2 separate regions of the Homo sapiens genome follow, and region 2 is linked to region 1. A link is a loop called in an ENCODE intact Hi-C map of the cell type or tissue named here. Cell type or tissue: heart right ventricle. All regions are shown on one strand. Region 1 has its middle 61 kb from the start of SLFN11. Region 2 overlaps SLFN11 (schlafen family member 11).

What was found. A loop is a pair of places that touch in the nucleus more often than their neighbours do. Peaks named below come from ENCODE experiments on the same cell type or tissue, not always from the same donor. Only the 100,000 strongest peaks of a DNase experiment are listed, where the experiment ranks them.
Region 2: a loop joins it to region 1, with 2.2 times the contacts of the local background. A loop is called at or near these places in 30 of 110 quality-filtered maps.

The regions. Positions count from the first base shown.
Region 1 is chr17:35,310,139-35,315,138 of GRCh38, forward strand. No RefSeq gene overlaps it. Among named protein-coding and RNA genes, the nearest start is that of SLFN11, 61 kb to the right of the region's middle. RefSeq lists enhancers at 1,549-2,050, 3,229-3,888, 4,550-5,000. In heart right ventricle, CTCF peaks have their summits at 2,744 (motif pointing right) and 2,945; DNase peaks (open chromatin) are centred at 2,873, 3,373, 3,543 and 4,053; H3K4me3 peaks cover 2,321 bases; H3K27ac peaks cover 2,740 bases.
Region 2 is chr17:35,362,081-35,367,080 of GRCh38, forward strand. SLFN11 (schlafen family member 11) reads right to left here. Exons shown (of 7, transcript NM_001376007.1): 3 at 4,867-4,983; 4 at 659-1,746. The coding sequence starts at 1,727. Among named protein-coding and RNA genes, the nearest start is that of SLFN11, 9.0 kb to the right of the region's middle. In heart right ventricle, no CTCF peak of the experiment used is centred here; no DNase peak of the experiment used is centred here; H3K27me3 peaks cover 366 bases.

The DNA.
Region 1 (5,000 bases):
CATGGACACAGGGAGGGGAACATCACACACCAGGGCCTGTCAGGGGGTGGGGGCATAGGGGAGGGATAGCATTAGTAGAAGTACCTAATGTAGGTGATGGGTTGATGGGTGCAGCAAACCACCATGGCACATGTATACCTATGTAACAAAACTCCACATTCTGCACATGTATCCCAGAACTTAAAGTATAATAAAATAAATAAATATATAATAAATAAATAAATAAATAAAAAGCAAGACTCAATGATCTGTTGCCTATAAGAAACATGTTTCACCCATACAGATACACATAGGCCGAAAATAAAGGGATGGAAAAAGATATTCTATGCTAATGGAAACCAAAAAAGAGCAGGAGTAGCTATACTTGTGTCAGACAAAATAGATTACAAGACAAAACTTTTGGCCAGGTGCAGTGGCTCATGTTTATAATTCCAGAACTTTCAGAGGCCTAGATGGGCAGATTGCTTGAGCCCAGGAGTTTGAGACCAGCCTGGGCAACATGGCAAAACCTCATCTCTATTTAAAATAGAAAAACCACTCAGGTATGGTGGTGCATGCCTGTAGTCCCAGCTAGTCAGGAGGCTGAGGTGGGAGGATCACTTGAGCCTGAGAAACAGAGGTTTCAGTGAGCCAAGATCACACCGGTGCACTCCAGCCTGGGTGAAAGAGCAAGACCCTGTCTCAAAAAAAATTAACTTTTTGTTGTTTTTATTCATCTTATTGTACTGACTATGTCTTGAAAAGTTGGTTTTTACTATATTTGTTTATCATTTAATCTTTCTATTTAAGATAAGAGTAGTTTACACGGCACAGTTACAGTGCTATACTATTCTGTGTTTTTCTGTGTACTTTCTATTGCCAATGAGATTTGTACCTTCAGATTATTTTTTCTCATTCATTAATGTCTTTATTTCTGATTGAAGTACTGCCTTTCACATCTCTTGTAGGACTGGTCTGGCGTTTATGAAATCCCTGTTTCTGTATGTCTCGGAAAGTCTTATTTCTCCTTCATGTTTGAAGGATTTTTCACCTGATATACTATTCTAGGGTGGGTGTTTTTTTCCTTCAGCACTTTAAATATGTCATGCCAGCTCTCTCCTGGCCTGTAAGGTTGAAATGTCTGCTGCCACACTTATTGGGATTCCATTGCATATTATTTTTTTCTTTTCTTTTGCTGCTTTTGGGAGCTTTTCTTTAACCTTGAGCTTTGGAAATTTGATTATTACGTGCCTTGAAGTAGTCTTCTTTAGGTTAAATCTGCTTTGTGTTCTATAACCTTCTTGTAATTGGATATTGATTTCTTTCTCTGGGTTTGGGATGTTCTCTGTTATTATCCCTTTGAATAAACTTTTTACCCCTATCTCTTTCTCTAGCTCCTCTTTGTCCAATTTCCACTCTGTGCCTTTTAAGTGGAACATTTAGACCATTTACATTCAACGTTAATATTTATATGTGAGGTTTTTAATCCTGTTGTGATGTTGTTAGCTGGTTTCTTTGTAGTCCCGATTTGTGTAGTTGCTTTATAAGGTCTGTGAACTATGTATAATACTTAAGTGTGCTTTTGTGGTAGCAGGCATCATTCTTTCATTTCCATATTTAAAACTCTCTTAGGATATCTCGTAATGCTAGTCTAGTGGTAAAAAATAAGGTCCTTTAACAATTGCTTGCCTGGAAAATATTTTATTTCTTCTTTGTTTATGAAGCTTAGTTTGGGAAGACATCAAATTCCTGGTTGGACTTCCTTTTATTTGAGAATACTGAAAATAAGTACTCAATCTCTTCTCATTTGTAAGGTTTCTGCTGAGAAGTCCATTGTTAGCCTAATGGGGTTCCCTTGTAAGTGATCTGACATTTTTCTCTAGGTGTCGTTTAACATTTTTTCTTTAGTATTGACTTTGGATACTCTGGTGACTATGTGCCTTGGTGACATTTGTCTTGTATAGTATCTTGCAGGTGTTCTCCAGGTTTATTGTGTTTGGATGTCTACCTCTCTAACAAGATTAGGAAAACATTTTTGAATTATTCCTTCAAATAAGTTTTCCAGCTGTTTACTTTTTCTTCTTCTCTCAGGAATTCCAATCTTTTGTAGATTTGGTTGCTTAACATAATCCTATGTTTCTAAAAAATTTTACTCATTTTTAAACAATTCTTTATTTCTGTGTGACTGAGTTAGTTAGAAATATTGGTCTTCATGCTCTGAAATTCTTCCTTGTGCTTGATCTAGTCTGTTGATAGAGATTTCAATAGTATTTTGAAATTCTGTAAGTGAGTTTTTCAATTTCTGAAGATCTGATAAGTTTTAAAAAGATGCTTATCTCTTCCTTCATTTTCTGGATTGCTTTAGTAGTTTCCTTGCGTCGATTTTCAGCCTTGTCTTGGATCTCGTTGAGCTGCCTTGCAATCCATGCTTTGAATTCTCTGTCATTTCTGAGCTTCCTTTTTTGTTAGGGTCCATTGGTGGAGAGCTAGTGTAATCTTTTGGTGGTGTCACAACATTCAGATTTTTCATGGTGCTGGAATTCTTACACTGTTTCCTTCTTATCTGGAGAGGCTAGCACTTCTAATTTTTGTAATTAATTTAATGTGGAAAGAATTTTTTTTCTTTGCCTTTCTCCCCCACCCCATCTCTAGCAGGGTATAGCTACAGAGTATGTTGAGTAGGGCCTTCTGGCTTTGCTTCTGTAACCCTATGCACTTCTGTTGGCAGGTTTTACACTGGGCTGTGATATTTGATCTACAGGCCAGTAGATGGCGCTTAAGGGTAATTGTCAGCTGCGGCACAAGCAGAGGAGTATGTAACTGATCTTTGTTTACTGTGAAGTTCTCTCTATTGTCTCAGGAGGTGGGCTGGGCAGTGGAGAGCCCCCTACCCTAAGCTTTCCTGTTCTTGGAGGGTAGCTGGAGCCCCTAGCTTGCCTAAGAAGGCCCCAGTAGTGAGTGCAGGCACCAGCCCTGATGACAGTGGGTGGGTGGCTCCCGGTGAAATGCGCTGAGGTGTCTTTGGGGTGAGGAGGTTAGGGGGCTGTACTGGCTCCCCATCCTACATAGGCAGGAACATGATCTGTTTGCCTATCACACCCCTGTTCTGGGCGGGGTTGGTGACTCCTAGTTCAGACACACATAGCCAATCTCTGGACCCCTACGTGGTTGAGAGCCACAGGAAACTGTTTTGTGAGTCTCCGTGGGAGTGGTTTGGGGGCAAAACTTTGTAACTCAGCCCAATAGAGATAGCTTTGTGGCTCCTCTGTTTTCTGATGTGGTAGCACTGCTGCTTCATGTGAAGGGTGGGGCGGGGAGAGCTCCACCCCAAACCCTTACATGGTTGGTTATGGTGGTGTCCGCTGATTGGGTCCACCTGACCTCGGCCCCGGTGGAAGTTATCGGGTGGCAGCAGAGTTGGAATGGGATAGGTAGTTCCCCGTTTCCAGGACCCCAGACGGCCTGCTGGGACAGTGTATATGAGTCCGGAATGGGCTGGACCAGGGTCAGGCTAGCCCAGACTTCAGGTACGGGCTGTGATGACGAGGAGTGGGCTAGTCTCCCGGGTCGGTCACCGCTGAACTCTCAGGTGAGGGCAGGCAGAGCACTTGGGCGGTGGAATCCCAAGGAAGATCAAAAGCTTGGGGGGTTGGGTTTTCAGAAGGGCTCTGGGCTGCAGCTGAAAATGTTTACATGGGGCAGGGTGGCTGTGCTGTGGGTCTTTCACCGGGGAGGGCAGGACCCCTCAGCTGGGGCAGTGGGGACGGGGCACTCTTGCACTTCCCTCCCACGCAAGCAATGCTGGATTTCACTGCTGCGGGCACACAAAGGTGCAAAGCCTCCTCTTCCCACGCTGGCCTGGGGGTGGTAGGGATGGAGCCAAAAAGCTTGTTGCTGGCCTCAGGGAATTGGGCTCTCAAAGGAACCGAGCCATGGCCATAATTTCAGGAAGGGGCAGGAAGGCCGTTGTGGGCCGGAAGCCAGCGAGCCCGATTTGGCAGGGGACAGCAGACGCGGGGAGTCCTCGGTTACACAGTCTCCTCCTTCTTATCTCAGCTGAGACATCAGTGCTGAAGGCACAGGAAGGTGTCCAGCCTCCTTGTTCCCTCCCAGACCCGGGGGCAACAGGGGTGGAGGGGGAGGCAAAGGCAACAGAGATCGAAAAGGGCCTGTCAGCTACCTCAATGAGTCCTGCACGCAGAGGAACACCAAGTCTCCACCGCGGTGTTCGGGCAGGAATGGGGCGGGTGCACTGGGTGCCAGAAGGTGGTGAGCCTCATAGTGTATGCAGAGAGTTGCCCGGTGTGTGCAGTCTGTCCATTGTTCCTCCGTATCTTGGCTGTGACATCCATGCTGGAGGTACACACAAATGTGTCCAGTCTTCTTGTTCCCTCCTTGGCCTGAGGGCAGCAAAAGCGGAGGCAGCGGCAGTGGCGACTGTGGAGGGCTTGTCAGTTACCTCTGGGGAACTTGATCCCCATTACAAGCCATTACGAGCCACAGTGTTCAGGCGGGGTCAGGGCAGCTGTGCTAGGAGCCCAGGCCTGGGACCCTGTCTGGTGAGGAGCAGTGGGGATGGAGATGTTGTGCAGTGTGCAGTTTGGCCTCTCCTCAGCACCACAGCTGCACCACAACCTAGGGTTGTGCAGAAGAGGCTGGTCCCACTTGTTGGCAGGGCTGCATGGGGATCAAAGGCCCAGGGGTTCCACGTGGGCTTGAGTGTGCCTCTGCATAGACCCTCTGTAGGTCTGGAGGCCTACACAGTGGGGTGGGGGTTGGTCAAGGGACTCTCCCATACCCTGAATTGCAAAGACCTAAGTGTAGATTCCCCAGGGACTCTTTCTCTGCCTTAGGGAGCTTCTCCCTGCTCCAGCTCTGCCTCTCTCTCTGTTCTCTGTGGGTCCCATCACTTCCTTGAAGAAAATCCTAGCATGATCTCAGCCTATTCACTTGTAGAGTTAGTATTTACTCACTACTTTGTGTTCCTCTCTGAGAGAGAGGCAGGCACTAGCTGCTTCTAC
Region 2 (5,000 bases), 52 kb after region 1:
TAATAAACAGATCTAGTTGAGAAGAGATCCCTCGTTCATAGCCAACTGCCAGTTTCTGTTTTATAAATCTTCCTGCCATGGACAATTTCAAGCTCCTAATGGATTATCACTAAATACAGAGTTGGAAAGCCATGCACAGTAGCACTCCATTTTATAGTATTCCCACCACACAGATACAATAGATGTAAATAATCTCTCAAGCAAAGATAATAGTGAAATGTAGCAAATAATTAGGAAGTGGTGAGTTTGAATTTATTACATTTGTTTCTGATACGATTTATTTAGGTGCAAGTATATACAATCTAATTTTTAGTAATAACTATGTTTAACAACTAGCTCAAAAATTCCTGAAAATTTAATAATTGATTCTAAAGCCAGTAAGAGCCATTCCAGTACACCATTGCAAGGGTGGCCATTCTCAAATAATTTTCTGTTCAGTTACTAATGTAGAAAATTGGCCATTTATAGACATGTGAGTTAGGTTTCTAATCACCCAACAAAATTTTCTCATGTATGAAAAGTAGAATACTTGGGGATTCAAAATAAAGTGTTCAGTGGATGTAAGATGTTCAAAGTCATAGGCAGCAAAGGAAAATTTAATATGGGAGGTCCCAAGGATGTAGAAAGGACAGGGAGGGAGGAGCTTTCTCCCTCTTACCTGGATCTGTGTCTGTCATCATGCCTACCCATTTCTCGGTTGTCAGGCTGCAGACGTACTTGTCCTCCACTATCCATGAATTGGGAGCTTCTGAGAACACTGCACAGCAGAAGGGATTTACTCTGATCATGCAAGCATAGCCATAGAGCTCTCCCCTTTTTAACACATTCACAATTTTGAGTGTGAAGGTTATCGGGCGTTGGGGTTGGCAAAAATGAACACAAGGTAGTTTGTATATGGCTTGTTCTATTTTCCTTCTCAAAGAGTCAGGGTCAACATTTTCTTTTGCACATCCCAGGACTTCCCTACTCTTATCATCCACTCCAATAAAAAGATAGCCTCCTCCAGTGTTTGCAAATGCAGGGACGTATTCTGGAATTGTCCTTTTTACATATTCTTGGAAGTGTTTTGTAGAGAACTGTTTAAACTCTACTAACTGAGACTCAGGAAAAGGCAGGATTTCACCATATTCAAGATAGTCTTTTTGGAAAATTAGGTCAGCAGGATCCGAGTTTGGGTCAGCAGGATCCGAGTTAGGGAGCTCTTGGTATACACCCTTGTGAATTTTGTGAAAAGGTCCTTCTTCCAAGATTTTTGGCTTCCTTTTGGTCTTCAGGAAACAGAATGCCTCTCTTGAGTCCATGGAACGCACAGAGGTCTCAGATCTACGGTATAATGAAGAACTGAGGCTGCAAAGGCGGGGCTTGACAGAGCGATCTTCAGGGAAAGGGCCACTGCTCCAAGATTTAACAAAAATGTAAAAACACCTTCCTTGTTGCTTGGTCTCAAAGAAAGCCTGCAGATCTGAAGACTGAATAAGCTCTCTCAAAGACTGTTCTAAATCCAGTCCCATCTCCACGGGATGCTCAACCTTCTTGGCCATTCGAATCACTCCTCCTCCTGAGTTTAATAAAGCACATGCAGCCCGCATAACTCTCTCCTTCTCTTGGTCTCTCTGAATTTTCTGCAGCTTTTTTCTGTTTTCTTCTCCAAGAGTCACTTCTCCTACATTGATGACCAGGTCTGGGTAAGATGGTTCCACAACCAGGGGGCACTGATTTGCCTCCATGTTGAACTCACAGCTGAAACTATTAGAAGAAATGAAGTGTTACATGCATGCAATTCATTTATTAAAAGGGTATTTATTTTGTGTCTAATATGTGCTGAGAGAAGACAATAGACTAGCAAGCAAGACAGGAGCAATCCCTTCTCTTTAGGAGAAGAATGGCTGGCAAGGAAGGGTGCTAATGAAATTAGCATTTAACATCATATATGATATGGGCTATGAGAGGAAAAATATACTAAAGGGGTATCTAAACTAATCTGAAGATGATGGTTCAAAAAGACTTCCAAGGCAAAGGTGACATTTAAAGACCTGAAGGATGCATTGGAATTGGCCAGGTGAAGTTATCAGCATTGAAGAATGGAAGCAGTGGAGCGCATGAAGGGCATGTGTACAATGGCATGAGACTATCTCAGTTTAGGTTGTTGATGTTCCAGTGAACACCAACTTTAGGGGATGAGTAAAAGAAAACAACATTGAAAAGGAGACTTCAGAAAGGACTGACTGTGAAAAACCAGAGGTAGGAGAAAAACCAAGGGCATATGGTATTAAGGAAGCCCAGAACAAAGTCACCTGCACAGAGGTCTCAGATCTATGGCATAATGAAAAACTGAGGCTGCAAAGGTGGGGTGTGACAGAGCCAAGGTGTCTAATACTGCTGACAGGTACAGCTAGGTGATGACTCAAAAGTGTTATTAGGTTTAGTAAAATTAAGGTTATTGGTGACTTTGAAAAATGCTGTTCAGACACCTGGGCAGTGGGCACCAGGAGGCAATAAACCAGAGGCTAAGGTCTTACAGACCAGAGTTCATGGAGATGGCTTGAATTCCACTTGTCATTAAAAGTATTATAACATTAACCTAGATATTTAATCTTTCTAACTCTGTTTTCTTACCTATAAAACATGGTGCATCCACCTTAATATGCCTGTTATTATGAGGATTAATTGAGAATAATTCTCAATAAGTATTTAACACTATATTTTGGTTCACAGGTGTTTAGTAAAGGAATCTATATTAATTGTCCATTTCACAATGAGTCAACGAATAAATGGGAGGTAAGGAAATAGTATCATCAAATACGCACAACTTGTTCACTATATGAAGCTATAAAGGGGAGAGGTAAAAAGAAATGTAGCTGGAGGAAAAGAGGAAGTTAAAGAATCTTATTAAGATGGGAAAGGCCTGAACTGAACATATTTAGATGGGAAGAAGCCAGTAGGGAAGTGAAAATTTAAAGAGGTAGAAGGAAGTTGGGATGATTGAGACAGTGAAAGCCCTGAAAAGAGAGGTAAGGAAGGAATGTGATCCAGGATGCAGAAGAAGGTCAGGAGGAGGAGAAATGGAGATAATAGGCATGGGCAAAGGTAGGCTTATCGCTTTGGTGGGAGGAAGCTGAAAGAGTCCCCTTCTGATAGCTTCACTTTTCTCTTTGAGGTAGGAAATAAAGTCACCCCCTGAGACAGAGGCACTTGGTATAAAAACAGGACAAAAATATTTTTTGCGTGTGAGATGGGGTCTCACTCTGTCATCCAGGCTGGAGTGCAGTCACAGCTCACTGCAGCCTCAAACTCTGGGGCTCAAGTGATCCTCCCACCTCAGCCTCCTGAGTAGCTGGGACTACAGGCGCACAGCCACTATACCCAGCTAATTCTTTAAAAATTTTTTTTTTTGTAGAGATGGGGGTCTCCCCATGTTGCCCAGGCTGGTCTCAAACTCCTGGGCTCAAGCAATCCTCCTGCCTTGGCCTCCCAAAGTGCTAGGGATTATAGGCATGAGCCACAATGCCCAGCTGACAAAAACATTTTAATAATAGAATGGAGACAGTTTGAAACAGACATTATAAAGAACAAGAAAGATATTTGACATGGGAAACAAACAACTTACAATGGAAGATTAATACAGCAGACAAAATAAGTAAATCATATCTTCAAGTATAAATAAACTCTCAAAGCATGATGATAAATTTAAAAAGCAGGTTTGCAAAAAATAATATACAATAGAATAGCATTTAGATTAAAATATTTTAAAAACTGTAATAAATACGTTTATGTTTAGTAAAAGGAGAAAAGCATAGTGAATAAAGATGCACTTATTTTTTACAGAGGTTACAATAAGGATGGAAAATAATGAGATTGGAGAATTAAGCCTTTAACTGTACATACAATGCTGTAAGTTCAGAAGAAAAAGCACCTGTACCAAATACATCTCAGAGGTGGGTGGGACATAAATTTTTGTTGTTTTCTTGTCTTTGCACTTCTGGAATTCTGAATTATTACAACATTTTTTAAAAGCCATCCTCCTTCAAATTAAAAAGGTAGTCGGGGGAAAGGGTAGGATTTTATCACAGAAGTAACTGAAATCTGGACTATGCATTCTAAGACAAATAGGTCAGGGAATGAGGGTGGCAGGGATCGCATTGATAGGAACGAAGTAAAAAGGTGAATGGATTATAGGTCTCAATAAGGGAAATAATAAAGAAGGAGCGTGAACTTTGAAATAAAGATTATGAATAATCAAGATTAAGAATTGTTCAAAAAGATCAATATAATCAACAAATAACCGATATCACTATTTGAAAATTATTATTTAAAACAAAATTGTAAAAAATCAGTACAATCAACAAATACTTTGCATCATTATTTGAAAATTATTTTTTTTAAATAAAAATTTTAAATACAGTCAACAAATACCTTGCATCATTATTGGAAAATTATTAAAATAAAATAAAATTTAAAACAATCAGTAAATTCATAAACTATTTTGAAGTCATCAAGGATATATACAATATGTAGAAGCAGACTATCACAGCCTTATTTTCCTTTCCTACAAAAATCCATCCTATACTAAAGGCTTGGAATTACAAGTCTCAGTGGGTGCTAGTAACTCTGAACAGATAAGGTGGATGTTATTGCAGGTGACAGAAGGAATGAGATGACTGAGGTGTGAAGACATTTAGAAGAAATTTGTTAGATAAAAGTGAAGGCTGGGCCGGGTTTGGTGGCTCATGCCTGTAATCCCAGCACTTTGGGAGGCTGAGGCAGGCAGATCACTTGAGCCTAGGAGTTTGAGACGAGTCTGGGCATCATGGTGAAATCTCACCTCCTCAAAAAATACAAAAATTAGGCAGGTGTGGTGGTACTCACCTGTGGTCCCAGCTACTCAGGCGGCTGAGGTGAGAGAATCACCTGAGCCTTCGAGACGAGATTGTGGTGAACCAAGATCGTGCCACTGCACTCCAGCCTGGGGGTCAAAGTAAGAATCTGTCTCAAAAAAAAAA